2 separate regions of the Mus musculus genome follow, and region 1 is linked to region 2. The links are chromatin loops, found by intact Hi-C in ENCODE. Cell type or tissue: heart. All regions are shown on one strand. Each heading gives the region's core, and the rest is flanking DNA. Links, peaks and the distances in the headings are about the cores only. Region 1 overlaps Samd4 (sterile alpha motif domain containing 4). Region 2 overlaps Gch1 (GTP cyclohydrolase 1).

Evidence for each region. Peaks named below come from ENCODE experiments on the same cell type or tissue, not always from the same donor. Only the 100,000 strongest peaks of a DNase experiment are listed, where the experiment ranks them.
Region 1: a loop joins it to region 2, with 2.4 times the contacts of the local background. A loop is called at or near these places in 4 of 42 quality-filtered maps.

The regions. Positions count from the first base shown.
Region 1 is chr14:47,096,527-47,106,756 of GRCm38, forward strand. Samd4 (sterile alpha motif domain containing 4) reads left to right here. Exons shown (of 13, transcript NM_001037221.2): 13 at 4,905-9,291. The coding sequence ends at 4,933. Gm10371 (predicted gene 10371) reads right to left here. Exons shown (of 4, transcript NR_126579.1): 4 at 1,153-2,128. Among named protein-coding and RNA genes, the nearest start is that of Gm10371, 15 kb to the right of the region's middle. In heart, for the core only: no CTCF peak of the experiment used is centred there; no DNase peak of the experiment used is centred there; H3K27ac peaks cover 218 bases.
Region 2 is chr14:47,173,036-47,183,265 of GRCm38, forward strand. The region is part of intron 1 of Gch1 (GTP cyclohydrolase 1); the gene reads right to left. It also overlaps the pseudogene Gm18811. Among named protein-coding and RNA genes, the nearest start is that of Gch1, 11 kb to the right of the region's middle. In heart, for the core only: no CTCF peak of the experiment used is centred there; DNase peaks (open chromatin) are centred at 4,996 and 6,016; H3K27me3 peaks cover 415 bases.

The DNA of each region.
Region 1 (10,230 bases), core at 3,501-8,500, 76 kb before region 2:
GGGCCAAGCATATCCCAACATGCTCTAAAAATAGAATTTTTGAAACAAAGATCCCTGCTTGTTTTTCAAGCTCCCTGTCACAAATGGCTTGCGTGACGCTGGAGCCCCAAGCTATCTGGATTGTCCTTTGCCATGTGACAGGCACAGGCTGCACACACTCACATTCCCGAATTAGAGCCAGGAACATGCTTCCTAAGGCAGATGCCCCTGATCGCATCAGTCTGACCTGCAATCCCTGTGTGCCTGCCCTGGGGGCTTCAGTGCCCTCCTGGGCCCAAGCTCAGGGGTCTCTTCCTCGCCCTGCACATTTATGGGGAATTGGCAGGAGCAGAAGAATTGAGATGTCTACCCTCCCAGCCACCCATTTCTGTCCTCCTCTTCCTTGTGAGAGCCTCTGGCTCACAGAGAGGCTTTCACAAGGCTGCCATGAGCCTTTCCAACATCCCTCTGCCCCAGAGATGGGCCATCTGAGATCGGAGCCATTGCCACACCTAGGGCCCAGCTGAGCATCCTCTGGCAGCAGTGGATAGAGAGGTTGATGTCACCTACTGCTGCTGAAAGTTTTGCCTCCATGACCTTTTTGACTTTTAGATGTTTAATCTCTGTATGCTAAGGATTGTTGTGAAATACAGGCTTCCTGAAACCAACCAGTAAACAAATGGTCTGCATGGAACAGAGAAGGATTGGAGCTCCCCCGGCTGACTTAACTGTCAGGAGGGAGCTCAAGGGCCCTAGGGCTATCATGACCCTACAAGGGCAAACAGAAAAGCTCCAGGGAGCCCTATCTGCAAGCGACTGTTCCATCTGTCCAGTCACACTGATCCTTGTTGTTTCGCAGTGCCTCTGGGAGCTGCCACAGCTCCTCTTCCTTATTGCGTAAATGATGGGGGGGGGCACCCAAATAAGAACCAGCAGACTATGGTATAGCCATTCAGTGGTAGAAGTGCCCGTAAAACACACCAGTAAGAAAACCACAGCCCAGAGTGCTGCTGCCCCTCAGCCCAGGCTGCCTGGGGAGCCTGCTGCCTCCCACTGCCTCTGAGAGTCAGCAAGGGAAACTGACCTTCCCCTGCAGGGCCTGATGGACCTCAGAGAACTGGCATTTTGGAAGCTCTTATCAAATGGTTAAGTACTGCCATTATCGTCATTATCGGAAATGCCAAACACTCTTTATTCGAGGGAAGTTTTCATTGAACGGACTTTTTTTTTTTTTTTTTTTTTTTAAAGAAGGTTCTGTTTTCACAGAATACCTCTTGGAACTGATGAGTTTGTGCTAATGTTCTCATCTGGTTAATCTTCTAAGCCTTTTTATTGCTGTGGTTCACACACACACACACACACACACACACACACACACACACACACACACACCAAATAATCCCCTTTTATGGGCAGCCTCCTCCTAAGCCCTTTCAGGGGCAGAGGATGCAAATCAAGTAGAAAGTGCAGGAGCACTGTGGTCTCCAGCTATGGCAGTGTCTCTGTGGACCAGCCCTTTCCAGGTTCCAGGGAAGATGACATTGTTGGGGACATCATGCAGACAAGTTAAGTCATTTTATAGGAAGACAAACGGCACAGTAGGGGCTGGAGAAACAGCCTAGTGGGCAGGTGCTTGCCACACAAACATGGGGACCTGAGTTCAAATTGCCAGAGCCCATGTAAAAAGCCACGTACTGTAGCGCGTGCCGGTAATCCCAGCGCTAGGAGAGTGGACACAGGCAGATCCCTAGAGTTATCAGGGCACCCCATCTAGCCATATAAGCGAGCTCCAGGTTCAGGAGACCGTCTCAAAAGATAAAATGGAGAATAATAACTAAGGAAGACACCTGATGCCAACCTCTGGCCTCTACTCGCACAGACGCTCGCATGTGCACAGTGTACACATACAGGCGCAAATAAGAACTATAAAATGAATGAAGGATAAAAGCTCCTGTGATGTGACTCAGGGATGCAGGGGGAAGGCACCGCATCATCTTTATCCCAGATGACCGTCCACCGTGGTCCACAGTGCCAACTTGGAGATGCTTCTGATGTCTGCTCTTCTCTGTTTCCTTGGTAACTGCTGTCCTCGCTTGTCGAAGCCCCTTTTCTCTTGGCCTTCCTTTCCTCTCTTCTTTCCCTGAGGCCCCTGCAATGAAACGCAAAAGCACACCCAGGTAGAGGGCTGTGAATCTTTCTTCAGGCTCTCTGGGTTTTGCCTATGGTGTGTGGCCTGAGGTTTTGGGAAAAGATCTTCCAAGCCCCTTATAGAAGGGCTCCAGGAGCTGCAGTGGGAAGCTCCACTGTTAGAGTCCGAGGCGTGTACTAAGAGAAAAGTACACAGCCCTTCCTCAGGGGTTCTGAAGTTCACACTCCCCCTCCTCTTCTGTCTCCCCTTCTCCACTCACCCCTTCCCTAAGCCTTACCATCCCTCTGTCACAGATGCAGGGAGGCTATGCAAATTATTTTCTCAAGGCGCTAGGATGGCATTTATTGCAAGTGGTAACTGTGAAACCTATGGTGCTCGCCTGTGCGTGGCACCCCCTGAAGTTGCCAGTGTACAGCTTTCACGACTGCAAATAGTAAGCCTGGCTTTCCTCGGAAGACATATCACATGGTTGGAATTCAAGCCTTGGACTTAAGCTAGTTGAGACTTTCACACTCCTGGCTCCTCACTTTCACAACTCTGAAGGTTTAGCATTAAGGTGTGGGCCAGAGAGCTAAGCAGGAGTGGGCCCCACCTCTAGAGATGTCTCAGACATCCCCACAGCAGAGGGACCTCGACACACACTCCTTCTCTCCGAAGACTGTTGAGCCCCACGCACAGGCTCAGGATGACACCACAGGAAGTCATACCTGTAGGCTAGCAGATGCTTCAGCATCCCAAACTGGCAGGGACCACTGGTTCCCTTCTGCGAAATCCCTCCCTAAGTCGTCATAACTTGTACACATATGCTTGTCCATTCTTAGATGTGTATACAGAGAAAGAGCGCAGAGATAAAATTTGGAAAATCTAAATAAAATAAAATAAAAGGACTATATCAAAGTCAGTGTCTTCACTGTAACGTCCTGTTAGACCTTTGCAAATTGTTACCAGTTTAGGACCCGACAAGGTACATATGTGATCTTGCTAGATCTTTTTTTTTTTTTTACAAATGCATGTGAACCTATAATTACCTCAATGAAAATTTCAATTAAAAAGTGTGTCTCTTCCAAGTCCCACCTAGCAGAATTTTCAATATGACCCTTGAGCGTGAAGGCCAGGACATCCCTGTAGTGGGCTCACTGACTTGCCATGTCACCTAGGTCCTCAGCTTTCCCTGGAATGCCCAGGCACTCCTATCTTCTCCTTGAGTCTTGTATTGTGACTAGAGATGCTCCCTCCACTGGACCTAGCAGGCCATGGTGGGAACTGGGCTGGCCATGCTGGCTGGCCTCTAGAGCTTGGCAAAGCCAAAGACGGCCTCTGTAATTAGCTCATCACCCCCCTCCTCCGGCAGTTACTGAGCACACCATCTCTTCTACCTGCGATGACCGATCCGTGCCTCTCTCTGCCTATGTTGTGAAGCCCCATCAGTGGCAACATGCACTGGCGTGGGTACCTCTTCACTGCCCTCTTGCCTCTCGTCAGACCATCTGACGCTTGCCAGGGGAGGCCATCAAAAGTGATATAGCGTGGTTCTGCTGTGTTTAGGTCCCCAGTACCCACCATCTAAGGTCCTTTGATGGTTGGGGATACTGCTAGGAACTATGTAGAACCCTTGTGGAAACAGGCAGCAGAGGATCACTGAGCGGTCATCAGCAACTCTGTCTCACTCATAGCTTCCTGTCTCTGAAGCACATGTCCCTCCCCACAGACACACCCTTTGCAGCCTGACCAATTCTCTAACATTTCAAAGAGCCATGGGTAATTAAATTACCCTTCTGCCACCTGAAGCTTCAACGCCTGATACGCACAACATCTGCCTTTGCTTTCCCTGCCTTTACCCCTGTTCTTGCAGCAGAGAGTTTGGATCAGCTGTCTCCATCCCTCTGGCTGCACAGTGTGGGCAGGAACAGGTCTTTGGCCTTTCATCAAGGACTTGCAGTAAGAGAGAAATAATTCCAAAGAAACAGGTGTGAATGCCACAGTTCCATTTGCTTTTCTATGAGACCCCTTCTCTGTCTTTCCAGGCCTGCGCCTGCCTCTCATCCTACACCCTAGGGTCTACTGCCTGTCTCTCCATTTGATAATCTGTCATTCCACCTCTCTTGTCCCTTCCCATCTTCCCATCATCCCCTCCTGAATCTTCCTTGCTTAGCATCCAACCAGCTCCATCGACAAGCCGTTTTGTGTCTTTATGAAACCACCCTTGACTTCCAAGGCCGAGTTATACATTCCTCCCTCCCTGTTCATTCTTTCTTGGGACACACTGGTTAGAGCCACCATCACTCCAGGCATCATTGTTGACTTATGTGTCTGTAATGTAAATTCTAAAATGTGACTATTTGGGAGATTAGAGCAGTTGCATCTTGGTTCCTGGGCTTAATATGGCTCCTGTTAAAAAACAAAAACAAAAACAAAAAACCAACCTCTCCAGATGTTAGATGGGTGATAATGTCAGTGAGTGTGTGGGTGTGTGTGTGTGGGTGGGTGGGTGGGTGGGTAGATAGGAAAATGAGTGGATGGATGGGTAGGTAGGGTAGGTGAATGGGTGGGTGTGTAGGTGGCTGAGTGGATGGATGAGTGGTGGCTAGGTGGGTGGCTAGGTGGGTGAATGGTAGGTGGGTGGATGAATAAGTGAATGGACAGGTAGGTGGGCATGCAAGTGAGTTAGCAAATAAAGCCTTCATCTTAGAGACCAGTATGTTGAAAGTGCTGGCCATGCTGGTAGACAGCTAGCCCAGAGTGGTTTTGCTCAGTAGTCCTCTGGTTTCCTCCACAGACGGGGTTGACCGGACCTCCACAATCTAGAAACTGAAGATGACAGTGACCGCGCTGGCCGTGAAATGGACTGCTGCGGGCCCAGTGTCAGCCATCTTCAGGGTTGCAGAGACTCTTCCAAGACACTTTGCAGCCTTTTTCCCCTGGTCCCTCGCCCATTTTGATTTTGTGAGAGCGTAGGTCATCCTTGTAAACATATCAGTAGACCTGGGGTTGGTTATGTTGTCATTTGTTTCTGTCAGGGGATGGGACGGTATGCAGGGTGGGGAGGGGACTCTCGGGGGAATGTGGGGCTGGGAGGGGGTGGAGGGATGCTAGTAGCTTCCTGGATGGAAATGGAGTGGGGAAGAGTATTGCTAGGTGAGATATGCAAGAGACACACAGGAGGGAGGTAGAAGCCCTGCCCTGGGGAGCCTTCTCAGAACCCGGCTTCACAGTCAGGCTGCAGAAGACAGCGGACACAAGCAAGGAGAGCAAGATGGCAGCCAGCCTGTTTGTGGCTCCCCTGACCGGATTTCCCCGAGGCCCGGCTTGAAACAACCACAAGAGAGGGCTATATGGCACCAAGGGCAAGAGGAAGAAATTCCCTCCAGCAAACTTTCAGATAAACTTTGATTTGTGTATTGTTTACATAAGAATTTTAAAGGGTACATAATGTGTAGAGTGTGGATAGAACTTCTCTTCATACTATGGTTTTTTTTGTAAAAGACTGATTATTGTTATGGATTCATTCTGTCTCATCTATTTTTATAATAGCAGCAGGGTTGTCTTTTAAAAAAAAAAAAAAAACGGCTGCCAAGCTCTGCTTCTTGGGAAGGTGATTACAGTCAAGTAGGCCTCAAGTTACCGTCTTCGACCATGAGGTGGGAGGAGTGTGTGGATGGGTTTGAAGGATAAGGATGTGGCTGAGATGAACAGAGTACTAGGTGTGGACACCAGGATGATGGCGCTGTGTGATCAGTTCTGGATTTGCTCGTAGGCTATCTAGAGATGATAAACTCTGCAACCTCTTTCTGGGCTGGATTTGCATCCCACGCAAGACCTGTTTTTTGCTTCCCACCCTCCCCACAGGCTCCATCCTACCAGCCCCGGTCTCCCTCCACAGACACACACGTGGATAACAGTCCCTCTAGAGAAGGAAAGACAGGGGTTGATGGTTTTCTTTTGCATGAAGCCTGACACTGAAACATCTGTGATGGAGACTTTGCAGGAGCCTAGGCCTGGGAGTCTTATCTCTTCTCACTCCATCTCTGCCAAAGGAGAATGGCCCAGCAGTAGTGTCACAGAGAGAATGCAGAGATGCAATAGGTCCCCGTGGTCCAGCTCCACCATGGGAGGAAGAGGGGACAATGGAAACAGAAGCAGGAAAGGTTAAGTTCCTGAGAGAAGTGGTTGCTCTCTCTATGCATGTGAGTCAGAGATTTGCTGTGTTGTGGGATGGTTTATCCAACCACGCACAGAAAAGAGAAAACCCTCACACGTACATTACACAGTTCGAGATTAACTGTAACACCGTGTGGGAATAGATCTATTTCTTAAGGGCAACAAAGAATAGTTCAGAATTTAATGCAATGGAGGATATCAGAGGGAATCCAAAAGAAATTATGTGCCACACTGGAGAATTAGCTGCGTAAATGTGACAGTATGAGTGAGTAGCCGGAGGCATGATCTAGAACATAATATAAGGCCTGTCTAGTAAATGGGTAAGACAGATTCCTCTTTAAAAAAAAAAAAAAAAGTGACATTTAAAACCAGACCATGCAAATGACCTTGCCTATGGTTATTTTTTTTTTCAAGTTAATGAAGTGCACACAGATTCTAAAGGCCTTAATAAAAATCCACACAACTGTGTTTGCCTGTCAAGATTACAGGTGGACAACCGAGCCGAGCCTTGGATGCTACAACAGAGATTTCGAAGTCCTTTTACAGTGCAGGGCCAAGGACACCTTAAGAAGGTTGAGCTTTTAGTGATCATGGACGACTTGGATCATCACCCCAATCAGCACTTTATAACAACACCAGAAACAAAAGATGCAGGACACTCCTTGGGTGACCCAGTCTTGAAGATGCAAATTCACGTGCAGAAAGAGGCAGCATGTTTAATTTTTATATGTAGATAGATAGACTTTTTTTTTTTAACCAAGTGCCATTAACATTCATCCCTCGTGTCCCTTTCCAAGCTCAGTGTTGGGGAAGGAGCTGGGATGGAGGATCCCATGTCAGGCAGAACAGGTTAAAATGTCGAAGGCCAAAGGGAAGGCCAGAGGGTCTGAGGAAGTGTTTGGAGGATGCTGGAAAGGTTAACAGAGAGGAACAATAGGACTCCTCATCCTGTAGGAAAGAGAAGGTGTTTAAGTCCGCTACACGCAACGCACGTACCCATAAGGTCATGGGATATTCAGAAACCAGTTTGTGAACACAATCACACGAGTGCGAATCTTTTAAGAGGAAGAAGACCATAGAGTATATTTGCAAATCTGAATTTCTATTTATTCCTTCATTGAATATAGAAGCAATGGTTATCTGATTATTAGAGATATTATTTTGGATATGTCACTTATTAACTCGCTATGGCTGGTACCCATGATAAAGTCTGTTATTAGTAACAACAGAATTCTTTTTTTAAAAAAAAAAAGAAAAAAAGAAAAGCTTATTTTTCATTGACTGTATAGATTTATCTACTTAGTTGTGGTTTGCTATGTTAGTGTTTTTATTTTTATTTTTTAAGTTGTGTTCTGATGATTTTTAAGAACCTCCCCCCCCCCACCTTGATTTGAGTCCTGTGTTGACTACAGGTATACAGCTCAATTTAAAAATCCTAAAGCAAAGAAATTTTATTTATAAAAAAAAATTTTAAAAAGAGTCGAGCAGTTGCATGCCTGAGGCTGTGAAGTCAGGCCTTGAGCAGTGAGCTGCAGTGCCTTTTTTTGTATTTACCCATTGACCACCCCGCCCCAACACAGCTGTTTTATATTAAATAGTAAAGGTTTGAAACTTTCCGAGTAAAGTCTATTTCACTGCATAGGTTCTCCCCATCTCCACCCCACCCCACCCCCGCCCCCACCCGCACCCCAGGCGCCCTGATTTAAGCAGCATGTCTGCACTGTCTGAGACACAATGCTGGTCTACAATATCATGGGGTGATGTTTTATTGGTGCTTTTTTGTTCATAGTGTTTTCTTACCAGAAAACAGTAGGAAGAAACACAAACTATACAAGACACAACACGACGCTGCTGATGGTTTGTTTTGTGTGTTCCCCACCCCCACCTGCTTTTTGAGTTTCACTTTCTTATTACACAAATCCAGCAAGCAAAGTAGTGGCCGGTGGGTCCCGCCTGCCTGCCTGCCTAGGGCTGCTATTTGCATCAAGCGCCCAGCCTGGGTTGAGCTGAAGGTCTCTTTCTGGTACCCAGGCCGGGAGCCAGCCGCAGCTGGGCCCCACCTCCCATTCTCCCGATGCGACACTGAGGGAAACCAGAGTTTCTTTTGAGGTGTCGCTGGCTGCCTTTTACAGAGTGGGAGTCTTCTCTGGGCCTTCCTTTCCTCTGTGCCTAGTAGCTAGCTAGCGCTGGTGCAAGGTTTGTAGATCTGTGCACCCCAGAGCTGGGATGAGGGCTGAGCGAGGGAGGGGAGGAAAGTGGATTCTGTTGGGCGCCCTTCCTCTCTAGCCTGAGTGGGGAGAACCCAGGGTGCTCAGGTGTGCCTATCATAAACAGAACCTGCAGAAGGATAAGTTGTACACAGAGCTGTGATGATATCTGTGTTGGCTTTGTTTTTCAGTTTGTTTTTCTTTTCTTTTTTTACAACTCATCAGAGATGTTTGCAAAGCGACTTTTTTTTTAATCCTTTATCTTGACTTAAAGGTAAATATGTATCCCTCTGGGAGGAGCAAAAAGAAAGCAGGAGTGTTAGTGATGGCAAACAGGAGACTTCCTCCCTTATTAATATATAACCCTCATGTATTTATGCCTAACGCAAGCTGACTTTCAAAGAGCTTCCTTTCGTTGCATGCCCTGTGCAGGCATCTGTATTGTACATGCATGCCTTTTGTCCTGGTTTCCTGTATAAAGTTAGTGAACAAAGAAATATTTTTGCCTAGTTCATGTTGCCAAGCAATGCATATTTTTTAAATTTGTCATACATGGAAAGAGCATGTTTGTTACATGTGAAAGCTCTACTGATGCAGATACACTAATGTTTGAACATGCTGTTCTTTGCAAGTGTACAGTTTTCAAATGTTGTTATCAGTGACAACACCCTTGTGGTCTAAACTTGCTACAATGTATTTATTATTCATTTCCTCCCACAGAAATAAGAATCATGGCTATATTTCATATGGTTATATTGAGAGTGAAGGGAAATGATTAATACAAGGTTTTGTAACACTGGTGTGTATGCGTGTGTCTTTTCACTCTCTCTCCTCTTTTTGTAAATATGATTAACTATTTAAAAAAAAATGTCTCTTAGAAATCAGCCCTCACTGAAGAACCAACATGAACTCCACCCACGTGACCATACCACGTGACCACACCATGTGACCACACCATGTGATGCCCACCATTAGCTGCCTACTCCTTTCTGAGACAGGTTGGGGAGAGGATGAGCAGAATGAACATGGTTTGATCTGTGCCCAGAATATCCAGTGAATGTTTTGTCCAAGGTAAATGCAAACTACTACATGGTCCATAACTTCCTCCCTCACTTGACTGCCTTTGGCACATCTTGCACCTTTATCATAGCATATAGAAACTGCCACCTTGGAATCTTGGGACTTCCCCTACATGTGGTTTGGACCCCATTCTAACACTTGTAACTCCAATATAATGACATATAATACATGGTAAGCTCTGAGTACTGGGTGGTTAAGAGTATGAGTGGAGAGGCAGACTTTAGATTGACATCTGGCTTCAGCATCCTCTAGCTATGTAATGAGGGCAACACTCTTAACCTCTTGACCTATGATGACTCGACCTTTATGTCTTTGGACCTCCAAGCCAAAGAGAAGTGAAGACAAAACATGAGACAGAGGCTATTCCCACCTGCAACCTTGCAACCACAGAGGTCTCTAAGATAGCCTCACTCGAGACGGGATCAATGAAGTCTTAGTGTTCAGTTGCTGTGAAAAGACACCACAACCACGGCAACTCTTACTAAAGAAAAACATTTAATTGGGGCTGGCTTATGGGTTCAGAGGTTTAGTCCATTACCATCATGGCAGGCAATCTGGCAGCACACAGAGCAGACATGGTGCTGGAGAGGCAGCTGAGAGTTCTACATCTGGATCTGCAGCAGGAAGAGTGACACTGGGCCTGGCTTGAGCTTCTGA
Region 2 (10,230 bases), core at 2,790-7,789:
CAGAGGCAAGTGGATCTTCGTGAGTTCAAAGCCAGCCAGTGTTAAGTTCCAAGACAACCAGGGCTATACAGAGTTTTGAAAACAAAACAAAACAAAACAAAAATTAAAAAAAAAAACCATAAATGTTCCTGTTTGAGAGAAAAAAAAATGTGTCACAGGTCTAAGCTTTCCCAGTGTCTCTGACCTCAGAGAAACTTGGAAGGCCCACAGCACTATGTCATGGGTTCCCCTAGTACCACAGTTACCTGTTCTCAAAGCTTAAGGTCACAGGATACCAGAAGAAGTGCCCCATCTTTGGGCTTTGGCACTCCATAGTGCCCTTGTAACACCACGCATCAAGACAAAGTTAAACACAGGACTCCTTCAGAATTCAGCGTGGGAATTCTCTCCCACTGCCCACTAACAATGCAGACACCTCAGGGTCCTTTCCCTCCCCTCCTTCATAGCATTCCAGCACCCTCAAGTGCCAGCCTTGCACTGGTAATTCACAACTTTAAATCTATAGCCTAAAACAGGTTCAAGTCTCTCTCTTTACTCTGAGCAAAAAAGTCTACTTACCCTTATCTAAGACTACCCTGCTGCAAACCGGAAGCGAGTGTTCTAAAGCAGAGCTTATTGGGTCCATAGGTCCTAGGGACCAGAAATGAGACAGGACCCAGAGCAGATGTCCTCCACCTGGGACAGAGTCAGCTAGGGGCTTTTACTCAAACATCCAGCTGATCCAGTGTTTCAGCTATTTCTCAAACAAGTGGTATCTCTGTGTGCTCAAGATGTCCCTACAGAGCAAAAGCCTCAAGGTTGTTGGACTTTTAATATGGTAACTCAAAGCCCCAAAGTGTCTTACATTCTTAAGCCAATTCCATGGTCCTCGCTCACCATGAAAGGGGGAATATATTAAGAACCCAGGGCAAATACAGAAGTGGATGCTCACAGTCATCTATTGGATGGAACACAGGGCCCCCAATGGAGACGCTAGAGAAAGTACCCAAGTTGCTGAAGGGGTCTGCAACCCTATAGGTGGAACAACAATATGAACTAGCCAGTATCCCCCAGAGCTCATGTCTCTAGCTGCATATGTATGAGAAGATGGCCTAGTCGCCCATCATTGGGAAAGAGGCCCCTTGGTCTTGCAAACTTTATATGCCTCAGTACAGGGGAATGCCAGGGCCAAGAAGTGGGAGTGAGTGGGTAGGGAAGCAGGGCAGGGGGAGGGTATAGGGGACTTTCGGGATCGCATTTGAAATGTAAATAAAGAAAATATCTAATAAAAATTTGAAAAAAAAAAAAAAGAACCCAGTGCTTTGTCATTTCTTAATTCTTCTAGAAGATCAGGTGAGGCAGTACTACCACCACATGTAAAATGAAAAGATAACTTTAGACATACCAGTAATAGTACAGCTAACAGGTACAGGGTCATGTGTAAGCTCATACCTTCCTATGTTCAATAAAATCAAATTTACATTGCTTAATGATGGGATATGCTTTTGGTTCTTTTTGTTTTGTTTTTCTTTTTTTTTTTTTTTTTGAAAGTCTCATGTAACCCAGGTGTCACCTCCCTGAGTATTGGGAATTATAAGAATGTACCATCGCCAGGCGTGGTGCTGCACGCCTTTAATCCCAGCACTTGGGAGGCAGAGGCAGGCGGATTTCTGAGTTTGAGGCCAGCCTGGTCTACGAAGTGAGTTCCAGGACAGCCAGGGCTATACAGAAAAACCCTGTCTCAAAAAGCCAAAAAAAAAAAAAAAAAAGTACCACCATGCCTGGCCACAATAGGGCTACGCTCTGTGAAACGAATCATGAAGCACTTTATTTCTGTATGAACACCGTGGAGTATCCTCACACAACTTACACACTTACATATTACATGATGCTAATGGTGTGTATATTTACATGTTTATACATGCAGTCTATTGTTTTTAAGGCCACAGAAAACAAAACACAAGGATAAAGCATAGACAGATCAACAGAATGGCGAATAGAAGGCGGGGGCTCTGCAGGTACAACGAGGCAGACTTCCAAAGTGAATAGGCAGGAGTCCACCCTGAAACAACAGTCACGTTTAACAGAGCCACTCTGGAGCACAGCGGCTTACTCTTAGTCAAGGGCTGGTGCTGCACGGAGTTTGCATGGCTATGCTCCTAACCTACTGGGAGCACAGGAGCTTAGCACACATTGGTAGTGGGCTCTCCTGATCGACAGGGGTTTGTTGTGTTTTGTTTTTGCTGCTCCATTACAACCTTGTGGGGTCACTGCGATCTATGCAAATGATGCTGAAGACCTGGGAGGCACAGAGCTGCCTGTGCTTCTAGTTCTCTCTGATTCCAGGGCACGCTCAGTGGGGTGTGTGTGTGTGTGTGAGTGTGTGTTTATGTGTGAGTGTGTGTGCGAGTGTGTGAGTGTGTGTGTGTGAGTGTGAGTGTGTGAGTGTGTGTGTGAGTGTGTATGTGTGTGTGTGTGTGTGGTTTTGCCATGACTGCTTATGTAGAGAGAGTTCTGTTAGAGCTTGGTCAGTGTTTCTCACACTGGTCTATTCCCTCACAATGGCTAGTTGGATATTAAATGAAACCTCAATGCTTTTGTTTTGAAAACTGTATGGTCCAAAACCCAGAACTGAGCTGTAAGCCCCTTCTAGGCTGCCTGTGTGGCCCCCATTTGTCCTCTCCCAGAACCTAGTGCCTGAGCCTAGGCAGCCCCGGTCTCCTACCATTACCCACCTCTGCTCCCCTCATATTCTACCATCCTCCCGAGTTCATCAGGGACCCTCTGGAGAAGCTGTCCCAGCCTCACGCTCCTATAATAGTGAGGAATTTTTACGAAAGCAAGCATTTTATAATCCAAATTACATTTCCTTATAACATTTCCTTACTCATTATCAAATCTGTTACCTGAGACAGAACTGCAGCCAGGCGATGGTGGTGCATGACTTTAGTCCTAGCACTGAGGGACCAGAAGCAAGTGGGTCTCTGTGGGGAAACTGCTAATTAACGTTGAAGTCCACCATGACCAGATAGCCTCTTTGCTCGGGGCAATATGGGAGACTCCCATCTCCTTCTCTGATCTAGTCTAGTCTAGTCTGATCTAGCCCCCCACCCCATATATATCTCTACCTGAGGGACCTCATGTTGCTTCATAGTTCATAGGACCAGTTTCCTTTCTCCTAACAAAACCTGTCAGCCAGCAACCCCAGCCAATGACCTTGCCCATCCCTCAGTCCCCCCAAACTTTATGAGCCTTCAGTCACCCTAAGTAAAGTTGATCTGCCTACTGAGTGCGGGTCCAGTGTGGCTTATTCACTCAGGGCTTCTGAACCCCAACCCCTTTCATAACCTCTACTCCCTCTGCCCTCATGGACTGTATGGGCAGCGGTCCACTAGAGCAGGGCTCCCTCTGTCCTCATGGACTGTATGGGCAGCGGTCCACTAGAGCAGGGCTCCCTCTGCTCTCATGGACTGTATGGGCAGCGGTCCACTAGAGCAGGGCTCCCTCTGCCCTCATGGACTGTATGGGCAGCGGTCCACTAGAGCAGGGAGACCCTTTTCTACCTCACACTCACACCAGTGCATTACACTAACCTTGTTCACTGGATTGTCTGGGGTGACGTGGGCTCATATCCACAATATTTGGCATAATATGGTAGTAGGTTGGTAGGGGTGGGGAGCTAGGATATAGGGCAGGGATACATACAGTTGCATGTCTGCTTCAATTAGCAGATGCTGCAAGATCCACACAGTGTAAAATACTATACAACCAAACATCTGCCTTTACAGGTCGTTATTCTTCTAAGCAGTAGGTAACTTTTCCTGGGTTTCATTCTTTCTAGTGTACTAGATCCAGAAATTTAGTGTGATGCCCTGCTTTCTCTTTTCTTTGACTTAACATTGGTTTCTGAAAGAATCTTTGCTACCTAAAACCTGCAGTCTGTTTTATGGCAACACTGGATAATGGCTTTTTGAAATTGAGGGGGAAAAATTGGAGCATCTGTAAACAGAAATGCCAAATTATTGATAGTCATCGTTGCTGCTTCACATTAGTATGAGACTGATGCAGAAGGAAGCCCATTCTTCGTGTTCAGTGCTGGGGATGGGGTGGGGAGGGTAGAAAGGGTGCTTTTTCTTAAAACGAAAATAATTACTGCTATTTTAAAATGTCTTGATTATTGAATGTGAGACCCTCTGACATGATTTGAGAAGCTGCACACATAGGCAGAGTCATTTTCCTGTTTACATTCTTTGTTTGTTTGGGGGAAATTGGTAGGGATCTAATTACTGTTCACTTCATTGTTGTATTGCAGTAAAAGATTTAAAAAAAAAAAAAAAGAACAGGGAGACCCATGGGTCTCTATGAGTTTTAGGCTAGCCTAGTCTACATTGTGGAACTCTCAGAAGGAAGGAAGGAAGGAAGGAAGGAAGGAAGGAAGGAAGGAAGGAAGGAAGGAAAGAAGGGAGAGAGAGAAAGAAAGGGAGAGAGAGAGAAAGGACAGAGGGAAAGAGGTTGGATATGTTGAGTTATTTTATAGTAAAAAAAATTAAAATTGGATAAACAAATGCTTTAAAATTTGTGTTTTGCTGAAAATTCTTTCTTCCAGGGTATATTAAATATTTGAGTTTTTCTTGTATTTATACTTTTTTGTGGGAGCTTATTGTTTTTAATTCAAGTAATCGAGAACTGGCAGTGTTCGCCAGACCTGGGATTTGCTTGGACTGTTAAAGAGTCAAAGTTTCTTTTCCTTTTTATTGTATACCTTGCAAAGTTTTCCTAATATTTACATTTTGGTGTTCAGACATTTTTCTTCGGTGAAGCACGCATTTCTCCTATCCGTTGTCCCTAATTAACATTAACAGCTGAGCACCCTGGCACTGCTAACTGCTTCCTTCCTGGACAGCTTCTTCAGCTTGAAGGGCTTGCATAACGCCCATCAGTCATACACTGGGGAGACTCAAGACTGGAACACACGAAGTGGTTCTGAGTCACCAACCCCCAACAACACACCAGTGACCTTACCAGCGGGACTTGGGCGTGTGGCTTTAATTAGAGAAACAACTGCTTGCCCAGCTTTTGCTTTGGCTCTCGCTGGGGGAAAGAAGCCAACACGGAAGCAGTCCGAGGTTCTGGGCTGTTGCATGGTAACTGTGCTTTAAGACACTGCTGTGGACCAAGGGCTTCTCCGGCATATGTTTACTGGGAAGCAGTGTGAACGGCAAGAATAGACACAGCAGCTGCTGCTGCAAGACTGGACCCCCCTGTCTGTCTCACTGTGCTAAGTGGAGAACCAGAAGCAACTGGGCTGACAGAACCGGCAACAGACCGGAATAGATGAGCCCTGAGCAGTCCACTGAGGAGCTAGTCTCGGTTGGACAACTCTGCTAGGGCTGTGTGGAGCAGCATCAGAGCCTGCATGGAGTGACTTCAGGAGGAGCTGGCAGGCAGGGTTGATTACAGGGCTGGGCATAGTTCATACTCTTGCCATTTTCTCCATACAGTGGATGGTGAGATGAGCCTGGAGCTCTCTCTGAGCTACGTACAGTGGCTGTCACAGTATTTTCAACTTATTTGAAAATCCAAGCATGTTCTTAAAAAATTAAAAAATATCAAAGTACAGTTGACCCATGAAGTTAAACTGTGTTAATTCATTTATGTATGGGTTGCTTAGGATATTGGTGACAATTTGGGGTGGGAGGACATCAGAATCAGGTATCTTAGCAACATTTGTAAAACCAAGGTATGTATAGAATACATCCCGACAGGAGTCTGCTCTAATCATTTACTATCATGAAATATGCATAAATCCATTTTTAAAGTAAATACCTGGGGTAGAGAGGAAGCTCAGTTGGTGAAATGCTGGCCGTACAAGCCTCAGGACTCAGTTCAGATCCCTCAAAACATAAACCATTGGGCACGGGAGCCATAACCAGCGCTGGGATGCTGTTGGGGGTTGGCCTGCTGCTACATAATGCAATGCTAGGTGTGGTCCCTAAGACCTGGTTGCCCCAAAGACAAGAAGAGTCCACTCTTAGGCCCAAGTGACACTATGTGACCTGGCCCCTCCCCAAAGTTATTTCTGATTGGTGAATAAAGATGCCTACAGCCAACAGCTGTGCAGAATTGAGGTAGGCCGGCTTGGGGTTCCCAGGCTTGGGGTAGGAGGAGACCACGAGGAGAGAGAAAAGGTGGAAAAAGGAGAAAGACACCATGAGTTAGGAGTCAAGAAAGCATGGCCATGGGGACTGGCCAACTGGAGTTAAAATGAAACTATGTAAGGACTTAACTCAGGGTTATCAGTCGGAAATAGATTTTAATAGCATAGAGGGTAGATATCTGTCCAGCACTAGTACTAATAAAGGCTTATTATAAACATAAAGGTCATGTGGGTCATTTATCCAGGAAATGAATGATCAAAGACAGGGTAGACACCCTGGATTGAAATTAAATATTTTCTACCATAGGAAGGTAGAGGCAGGAGGATTTCCAGGGACTTGCTAGCCATCTAGACAAACAGCGAGCTGCAAATTCAGGGAGAGACACTGCCCCAGTTATCCAGGGCACTAAGTCAGTATGAACCCCTGGCCTCCACACACATGCATATGTATACATACACATGCTTTTACTGTGCACAGAGTGCAGCTTCCTCTAGACTTATGTATCATAGCACACACTGTGCTGTTTGTCATCAAATGCAAATAAATATTTCAGTATTAAGTCATAATTGGAAAAGCATCAACTGTTGGGCTGGTCATACTAGCGGGTGGTAGGGCTGTTAACTAGCATGCATAAGGCCCCGGGTCCAATGTCTGACACCACATACTAGTGAACTGTAGAACTACCGTGATTTCATAGCTGCCTTTCACTGCTACTGTCTGTCTCATCTGCTAATATTCTCCAGAAGTTCCTCTCTGTTGTAAGTTGTATCTATAACATGGTAAAAATTATCTTTTAGTTTATAAGTGTTTTTGCTACATAGAATACATAACACATGACTAGTGCATTAATCTGTTTGCTATTAGCAAGGCTGCCTGCCAAGAGCAGATTATCATCTTCAGAAGACTTGAAAGTTACACATGAACTGATTCTATAGGAGCTGGTGCCCGACACTAGCATTGCCCAGTGACAGCTGTGGCATGCTGCAGAGCATTTCTAGCCTCACCCATATCCCTCACTAAACTGTAAGGCAATGGGTATTTAAGTCATTTCCACGCAGTACCTAATCTTGAATATATATATCATGATTTCTTATGGTCTCAATAATATAGTATCAAATTTCTGTATGTTTGCCAATCCAACAAAAGACCAATGTATCTATAGGTAGGACCTGTGTGCTTCTCTCGTGGAGAGTGAGGACAATCACATTTCCTGGTGTTTGCAGAGCCCTTTGGAATTAGCCCCTGTAGAATCAGTCCATGTGTAACTTTCAAGTCTTCTGAAAGATGATAATCTGCTATTGGCAGACAGCCTTGCTAATAGCAAACAGATTAATACACTAGTCATGTGTTTTGCATTCTATGTAGCAAAAACATAGAATTTTTATAAAATTTTTATAAAATTTACTTCGCTTTAAACACCTTGGCAGCTTCCAGTTTTGTGGTCACATTTCTCCCACCACTTTCCAGCATCTCATCTGACATTATCAGCCCCATTGTCATCAGCCCCCTGCCCAGGGCATGAGTGTGTCTTCCCGCTTATCATTTGACTCACTTGTGATGGTATCCATCACATGAAAATTCTTAGTTGACGTTTGTCACATTTTATGGTTTCTAGATTAAGCCATGATTAAGTAGTCTTCTATTACAGAATTAGACATCTAAAATCATAAGCTTTTTTATGTTTTAAAGCTTTCTGTACTTTTAAAATTTTTTACCAGAGTTATATAGCTCCTTTTTAAAGGGACACAAGAGTTCCTCTTAGAATTTCAACTGATAAATTTAAGGACCAAAGATCATTAGTCCGTCCTTTCTAGTAAATACCAGATGTAGGCAGTCACCAACAGATCCTAAATCGGTAGGTGACGGGCTGGCTGGAAACTCTAATTGATGAGATCAGCTGAGACACTTTAGGCTGATTGAGCTTGATGCCAGAAAAGAAAGACATTTGCTGAGCTGCCCCAGAGAGAATGCCATGCTTCCTTCTATGCAACAGTCTTACCTACACTTGAAGGTTTTTGTTTTGGAAGAGCAAGCTTCTCAACCTGATAATTAGTGCAATACAAGAAACAACGGGCTCACGAAAGACTAAATCTTGGGGATAAAATAAGCAAAGGCTGATGCGGTAGATTCTGCAGGACTGATGGGCCGTTTCTTCAGCAACTAAAAAGTCAAATGTGAGAGACCTAGAAGATGCTCAAGGATGAGACTGGAGAGATGGCTCAGCGGTTAAGAGCACCGACTGCTCTTCTAGGTCCTAAGTTCAAATCCCAGCAACCACATGTTGGCTCACAACCACCTATTGGTGGAGAGTCTACCAGAAACATCTCCCTTCACATAACACGGAATTAGGATCCACGCAATCCAGATTCCTAATTGCAAAACCAGTAATTAGACATCAGCCCTCTCCTGGTCAATTCTGGTACCGCAGCCTTATTCACCGAAACACTAAAAACTCAAATGCAAACCTGGAGAGATGCCAGGGTGTGGAGGAGTTTCTAGAGCCAGACAAAGCAAACAGCAGGACAAGAAAGGAGAGGAAGAAAGCCAAGTAAATTAGTACGACACTGTCATCAACTGAAAGCCAGGTCACATCGGTGCTCCTGATCCTCTCAGCTCTGCTGCTTGTCAGCCACCATCTGGAGCAAGTGTTCCCTGAGTCTTGTTTCCTTGTATACAACATGGGAATATTACATGCTCTATAGGGCTATTATGAAGATAAAGCAAGGTGACACCTGTCAAGGGCTCAAGTCAGCAGGCAAAGACATCAGACAGTCAAGGCAGCATTGAAGCCTCGCTTCATGCTGTCATCTCCCGGCACTGACCAAGCACCCTCCCTACCGGCTATCATCACACTTCTCTTCCCCATGACTGGCTGTCTTTTCTCTAAAGGCCCTCCCGGGAGGGCTTGAACCATGTCCAGCTTCACTCATTCTTTTCTCAGCACTCTGCACAATGCCTGGAACACAGTAAGTGCCTCCAAGCCTGGTGGTACAAACACTCAATCTCAGCATTCAAGAGGGAGAGGCTGGTGGGTCTCAGGGAGTTCCAGGCCAGCCTGATCTACAGAGTGCGTTCCAGGCCAGCCAGGGCTACACAGAGACCCTGTCTCAAATAAATAATTAAACAAGTAAATAGAAACACTGGTAAAATTCCCAGTTAATCTCATGAATAAATATTTAGTACTGCTTTGGGTTGACTTGTACTCTACCAAGAAAATCCTGTTGAAGATCTGGGTGCCTCTGAATATGATTTTACTACGTATGGTGATGCTCCAGGTGTAACTCAGCAAATTCAGACGAGGCACACCACAGTGTCCAGAGACAACAAAAGCAAGGACACTGGCAGGGGTAGAGATCAGAGCAAGTGATGACTTCAAACCAAGGAAGATGGACTGAGTTCTACAACCAGAAACTGGGAGGAGGCATGGAAGGTCTCCAGTATAGTTTCAGAGGAAGCTAGGGTTTTCAGACTTGGCATCCAGGGCTGTAAAATCCCCAGCTTAAATCCCCAGCTGTAGTACTTTTCTTTGGCAGCCTGAGAAACTAGCATCAGTAGCAATGCTGTGGCAGTGGTTTGAATGAGAATACTTTGCCCTGCTCCTATGTAGGCTCATGTTTAAATGCTTGGTCCCCAGTTCGTGGAACCTTTTTGGAAGGATTAGGAGGTGTGGCCTTGTTGGAGAAAGTGTGACTCTGGGTGTAGGCTTGGCGATTAAGAGCCCATGTCAGGACCAGTCTGTTAGGGTGTCTGTCTGTCTGCCCTCTCGCCCTCTCTCTGCCTCCAGAGAGAAACCAGCCACTGCTCTAGTACCATGTCTGCCTGCCTGCTGCTACACTCACTGCCCTGATGGTCATGGATTCACCCTCTGAAGCTATAAAGCTAACACTTAAATTTCCTTTATAAATTGCCTTGATCATGGTGTCTTCATGACAGAAAAGCTTGTCTGTCATGCCAGTGTTGCATGCAGTACCTGCACCTCCCCATTTCTGGCTTTTTGCCCCTTGTCTTGACAGCTCTGATCTACATAAACTACTGTAGCAACAAATTTCTTGTTTCCTCTTTATTCAGTGTTCTTCCTGATAACAAATATGCT